2 separate regions of the Homo sapiens genome follow, and region 1 is linked to region 2. Evidence: chromatin contacts called from ENCODE Hi-C data. All regions are on one chromosome and are shown on one strand. Each heading gives the region's core, a stretch centred on a gene start or an enhancer-like site at or near the end of the contact. The rest is flanking DNA. Distances are from core to core; before and after follow the strand shown.

Region 1 (3,111 bases), core at 100-2,599, 1.4 Mb after region 2:
GCTCCTTCTTTTAACTGGGGCATTCCTAGACATGGTGTTATAAAGTAGAGAGTGGAAAGGTAAAGTCATCATAGCATGGTTATCTGTCTGGACAAGGTCAGAAGTCAGAAATAGGCAAAGAAAATGTTAGAACTGTGAGCAGTGTGAAATGTGTATTTCTCTTGGAAGCACTGGATGAAAGGCAGGGCAGATAGGGAAGCAGGTAAAATAAAGCACTGCTAATATTTCAATTTGGTGTAACATCTACATTTTAAAATAAACCAACTACCAGGACTCAGGACTATTACAAACTACAATTTAAAAAAATTCCAAGTGTGTTTCTAACTAAAACATATGTAATTAAAAAATATTTCCATTTGTTCTGTGGAACTGCCTATCGAACACATATATATAGGTAAGAGAAATGCTACAGGAGACTGACTGTTTCTTCTTTAGAAAACTGTGTTTAGCAGAGGAAAAGAAATCAATGCCTGTATTTTCCATTATGACAAAGCTCATAATTGTCCTTAAATGGACTTTTTGTACTCAAGGCTTATGATTCCAATTTGTCATTAGTGATAACTTGCATCAGTATCTAGAAAAGAGAAAGTTTCAGAGAAGACAAAAAAGTCTTCTATCTTAATTTTCACAGCCATTTATTGATGTGCACATTACTTTCATTCTTTCAACCTAAATTGAATGTAATATGCAAAATAGACTATCTGAATAAGTAGATTATTAGGAAGAAAAAGGTAGCATGAGTCCTGTTCACTATAAGGGAAAGTATATTAAACAAATTATAAATAATATAATTACAAACCATTGTAGATCTACAAAGTATTTCTTGTGTGGTTTACTTAAGGATAGTATAGTCATTTAAGTTGCAAAGAATAGCCACAGAAGGAAGCATACCTATTCTACCTGAATTCTACAGAATTTTCAGTAACAAAAAAAACTGCAGATCCCCTTTCTAATGTTCAATGTGGAAATAAAAAGCCTCGTCCTTTTAGCTATTAAACACCATATCTTTTGATCACTGAGTCTTCCTCTTTTATTTATTTATAGATGTGAAAGAGCAGGTAGAATTATGCACTGCAGGTATCTGAGAATTTCAGTTTCAGAAGGAACAATAAGGATGGTGCCATCCAACCCGGCTATGCCACAGGCAAGACTCACAGAGGTAAAATGAGTGTGCAAAGTCAGGAGCAAATCCAGGGCTGGAATCTGGGGCTTTTCCCATTATCCTAGGCTTGATCTAAGGTCAGCACTGTCTAAGTTAATGAACATACAGTTTTGCAGTTCTAGCAACAGAGCTCAATAAAACTACACTTGTTCTGGTGCACACCAATGAGATCATCCAAGGTCATTATTTCTGTCTTCCAAGCTCTGCAGATCAGCACACTACTGAAACCCAATTAAACCACAAGAGGTGGGGAAACATTAAAAATGAATCATTGACTGTTTAGGGGGAAATAAAAAGACAAGGCTTTCTGAGTCAGCTGAAACTTTCATCAGCCACTGGGCGTACCCTGTGAGCAAAGGAAGTCACAGGGGCCCAATGAGATACCTCTGTCATATTTTTTTCTCCAGATTGTGCTTTCTTGAAGAGATACTGAATTTAAAATGGAGCTATTTGGCAATGACAGGAGTTTAAAGGAGAGAGTTGGGAATTAGACCTTGCACCAAATAATCTACATCCCTGCAAGTGAGTGCGCCGTATTTCAAGCTATTCTGGTTGGCTGAGCAAAGCCCTGCATTTTTGTTAACTCCCTTTAATTAATCTTGTCATAAGTCCTATAGTGAGGTGGATGAACTTTCAAACATTAAACAGTGGAATTACTCACCGGGTGGCTTTTCCCAAACACTCCAACCCCAATTAAAGAGCTGTATTTGGTTTGGGTTTCCTCAAATGGCGCTCCTGTTAACACTCATCAAACACAGGAAAAATAAAACAGCAATTTAACTGTGCCCGCAGTGTGAAAGGCTTGTGCAAATAATCAGCACATTTCTAACCGGTTAGTAATAGGCAGAGTGCAAAAAACAAATGACCAGATTTATACCACTGGGCAGGTCTGAAAGCAATGTTACAGCTGAAATATATTCATTTACAATTTAAAGCAAGGCTTTCAGTGAATAATTGTTTACATAATAGTGAACAGTGCTTGTGCTGCACAACTGGGATCCATTTACAATGTGTTAACCAAATAATGCATGTTTACAAAAGATTTAGAGTTTGTTTTTGGAGAAAAGAATCGTGGTACCCTTGCCAACAAAAGCAGAGCAGTATGTACAGTTAGTAAATCTTTTCTTAGCTGCAAAATTAGCGTCAAGTTGCTTGAGCCCGTAAACTACGTCAGCATAAGTCACTCTCATTAAATTGATGTGTGAAGGTAGTATTCTTAAACAGCAGGTTGCTCCATTCTGATTTTTTTTTTTAATCAGTCAAATAATGAGGTGGGGGTAGAGTTGCTTAACCAGGCCAAGGGAAAAAGAAAGCGGAATCATCTTAAAACGGCCATCCCGGATTTAATAGCCTACAACAAAACCCTAAGCAGGTCAACTTCATGGTTCAGCAATTCCTAAAAGCCTTGTCTACTTCTCCAAAGCTTATCGGTGACGGCTGGTGTATAAGAGCTCCCAATGAGGACTGATTTACAGCACTGAAGGGCTTTGCAGTGACAAAGGAGGGCCAGGGTCCTCGAGTGCTTTCTGTATTTTTAAGATCCCAGAAGATGATGTGGTTCTGTGATAGGAATCTCTTAAACTTTACCATTGACATAAACAGGTCACAGTGCCTGCAAAAGCTTAAGCAGGAGTCAGGAGCAGTCTCTCTCTCTCCTTTTTTTCTGGGTCAGAGTCAGATTTTATCGAGTCAAGCTATCTAATTGAACACAAACCATGTGATAGGACCCAAACAGAGTGTATTAAAAATGAAACAGAAGGAGCCAGGTTTGTCTCAGGCTAGTGCTGTTACACGCGTAAGTTTCAGACATCCCCTGAATACAAAATGATTTTTTTTCCCCCTGCATTGACAAAAGTCCGTCTTGCAGGGGGAAAAAACAGTAGAGAATAAAACAAACAAATCCACACAAACACACAAATCTAGTTTCATGCTAGATGTATCTGTTGTGA
Region 2 (3,201 bases), core at 382-2,881:
TCCCGGGAGCTCTTGAGGACCACCTGCTTCAGAACTTCAGGCTGAGATTATCAGGGGTGGCTCTTTTGATCTTCACCTCCCCAGTTCTTCACATGTAAGCCCCTAATGGTTATATTAAAACCACTTATACCCAGAGTGCAGAGAGAGCTTCTGTGTTCCTGAGCAAATACTGAATACATGCAGTTTGCATATGATAGTTATTTTATTATTTATTTTATTATATCCTCTCTTAGCCTTTTAAAAGATGAGAAAAAAAAGGCATACAGAATTAGCTGCTCCACATCACAATAAATAATCAGGGATTGATCCCTCAAGCCTATGCTGATCCTGATTAAATAGGAGTGTGTTGGGAAGAATGCTGAAGCTGTATGGGCACAGTGAGAACCAAGGTCATAATCTCCTGGCAATATTACTGACAATGCGTGGGTACAGGGCAGGGAGTGGTCATAAATGTATTTGTCAGTTGCATACTAAAATATCAAGGGAATAATAAAATGACAGCCCTGTTTTGGCCCTCTGTGACCCAGGTCTGTACACTAGAAAGTTACACTTGCATTGGGCAATTGTTTGGCCCTCTGCACAAATCAGGATCAAAACATAGTCTCTCATATGTTAAACATTATAAATTAACTACATCATGTTTCTTCTTTCACATTTTTAGACGTCTCCTAATCATTTTACTGCCCATTTAATACCTATAAACAGTAATCTTTCTAAAGGTTTTTATATTAACATATTCCTTTCTGGGCTTACTCAGACAAAACACCGGCTTTACTAAAAGCCCTTGGTCACTCAGTAAAATGTTATCATTCATCCCATGGTGCTGTGTAACCTTGCAGAGAAGCCTGCCTCATACATAAGATCAATAATAATTGTGATGTACCCTGTATGGGCAAGATTTGGTACTTCCTTTATGAAAGACTGAAAGACAGAAAAAAGAATAGTGTTACTGTTACTGGGCACATTTATTCTCGTTTTACAAGCACTATGCAATTTAATTTGGATTCAACTTCCCTATTCTATAATCTGCACTTCTTTCCGAATGCCAATAGGAAGGAAATGGCAAATCAGAAGAGTCTAGTAAGTGCGCATTTTAAACATAAGGCAGGAATTTTAGATCTACCATGTGTCAGATCTTTGTTCTTGGTTCATCAGGCCACAATTCATGCCAAATCATTTATCTTATTTTTATTTCAAGACTACAATTGATACACTATGAAGTGTAGCAGTTAGAGAAAATGATTAATAGGTCTCTTTAGCTGTTGATAAATGGTTGAGAACATAAAAATGGAACAAAAGAAACAACAACTATAGATTATAGAAATAGTGATCCTGATGTAGAATTGAAGTCTTTCATCTATTTCTGGGAAAGAGGGCAATAATCTAATGAGAATATTTCTCTATTTTCCCACTCTGAACTCCTTATTTACAAGTAGACATATTCTTAATTTGCTTTTTGATAATGTAAATCAGTACTATATTTTAGACTATGTTTTAGAAACTTTAAAAACTTCTTTCTATACGTGTCTAATTTGAGGCTGCCGGGTGATTTGGTTCAGCTAGGATGTGAGTTTTACTCAGTTCTCATTTCAAAAGCAGAACGTTCGGGCCACTATTTGTCAGGTGATTATGCTCTGCTTATGTTCATTCAGGTGGTCACTGAATTGCCTGCAATCTGCACCATTAATCAAGTTGCCTACTTGGTTGTTAAGGGAACTGAAAACCCCCGCTCAGCTATTTTTTCCAATCTGGTGTTTTTCATGGTTTCACCACTTTATCATGTTAGTTACTGAATTTCCCTATTTTGCATTCACTTGTTCACTCACATTAGAAAAATACATCAGTGTATGTATTTTAGTCTGCATAGAAATCTGGCAATGCCTTTTAAGTCGACCCTGATAAAAAGAATACTAAGAAAATTTTCATAGCAAGAGATGTAGCTGGTCTCCAAAAGATAGATTTAATTTACTAGCATGGGAAATAATAACAGAATCATTTTCTATTTACCAATCAAAACTATGTCCATGTATTTCCACTGTCATTATCTACTTTATATTTAGTGGAAATACTTAAGCAAATATTAATAATCAGTATAATATTCCTGAGGACTCTGACTCTGTCTTTAGAGATGAAATTAAGGAGAGAGCTGAGCAATTACCAAATGGGTTTTATCCACAAAGACAAGTCCTAGAAAAGCCTTGCTAAAGCGATGCCTTGCCCTCAATTTAAAAAATCTTTTCTGTAATCCATTTCACCCTGTTTTAAAAAATATTAATTAACTAATCCAACAAATATTTAATGGGCACTGATTTTGCTATAGGCTTTGGGGTATTTAAAAGATGAGAATACCCTCAGGAAGTTCTAGAAATGGGGAGTCCCCATAAGTTCGATCTCATACCCTCTCTTTAACCCCTGTCCACTTAATAAGTTTCAATATGGTGCCCCAGTATATCAGATGAAAAGAATTATAGCATTGAAAGTGTAATAACTATGTGAAAAATGGATGAAATAAGCTATATTAATTATGAAACACATTCATGATGTCTTCAACTAAGTCTAAAAAATGTGTACATTTTTCAAGATAGAAAAATAAATTCACAGTTTATGACTACAAGCTTTAGGAGAGATGGGTCACTATGCCATCCAATATGTATGTATTGTATCACATCCTAAGCTGTTTCTCCCTGTATATTCTAGTGAAGCAGAGAAGCTAAACAGCCATGACAAGTACAAGGACAGGTTATCACATGTGCACATAGGAAGGGCAACTAGCCAGCAACACGTCTATCAGAGATTCTTTATTTCAGCAGGAATGTCCTCTGAATTATCACCTGTTTTTCCTAATAAAGAGACTAGGTCCCTAGAAGGTGACAGTGGCAAGAGATAAACTGTAGGTGTTCATTTACTGAATGTTTTCTCATTATACGTTTGTTTATTGGACATACATTCAGTAATCTCTCAGGTGCCAGGTTTTGCATCAGCATCTGTGATGTTACTATGTCTTCTAGAAAGAAAATAAAAATCCCAGAAAGAGCTTCAGATTCATTATCTTGTCCTCTACCCAGTGAGCTATCCAAAGTTTTGTAACTTTTGTTTAAAAAAGCCTTATGTCTGCTGGGAGTGAGTTTTCCAAATTTTCTGTGGGGAAAACCTTCCCATTATGAAAATTATTCTTCAAAGAAATTAAACTAGTTCTTTCTG

The links. Hi-C counts contacts between places; a loop is a spot of excess contacts on that map. Pooled maps may share reads with other maps.
Region 1: a loop to region 2 is called in a pooled map, with 15 times the contacts of the local background. The contact joins two enhancer-like sites. A Hi-C loop is called at or near these places in 8 of 37 single-sample maps with no recorded cell type and 4 of 50 pooled maps.

The regions. Positions count from the first base shown.
Region 1 is chr5:125,407,447-125,410,557 of GRCh38, forward strand. No RefSeq gene overlaps it. Among named protein-coding and RNA genes, the nearest start is that of LINC02240, 84 kb to the right of the region's middle. Within about 2 kb of position 1,350, at least 8 of the 41 ENCODE cell types and tissues checked have a DNase peak (open chromatin) inside an H3K27ac peak, as active enhancers do.
Region 2 is chr5:124,033,465-124,036,665 of GRCh38, forward strand. No RefSeq gene overlaps it. Among named protein-coding and RNA genes, the nearest start is that of LINC01170, 400 kb to the right of the region's middle. RefSeq lists an enhancer at 1,825-1,874. Within about 2 kb of position 1,632, at least 2 of the 41 ENCODE cell types and tissues checked have a DNase peak (open chromatin) inside an H3K27ac peak, as active enhancers do.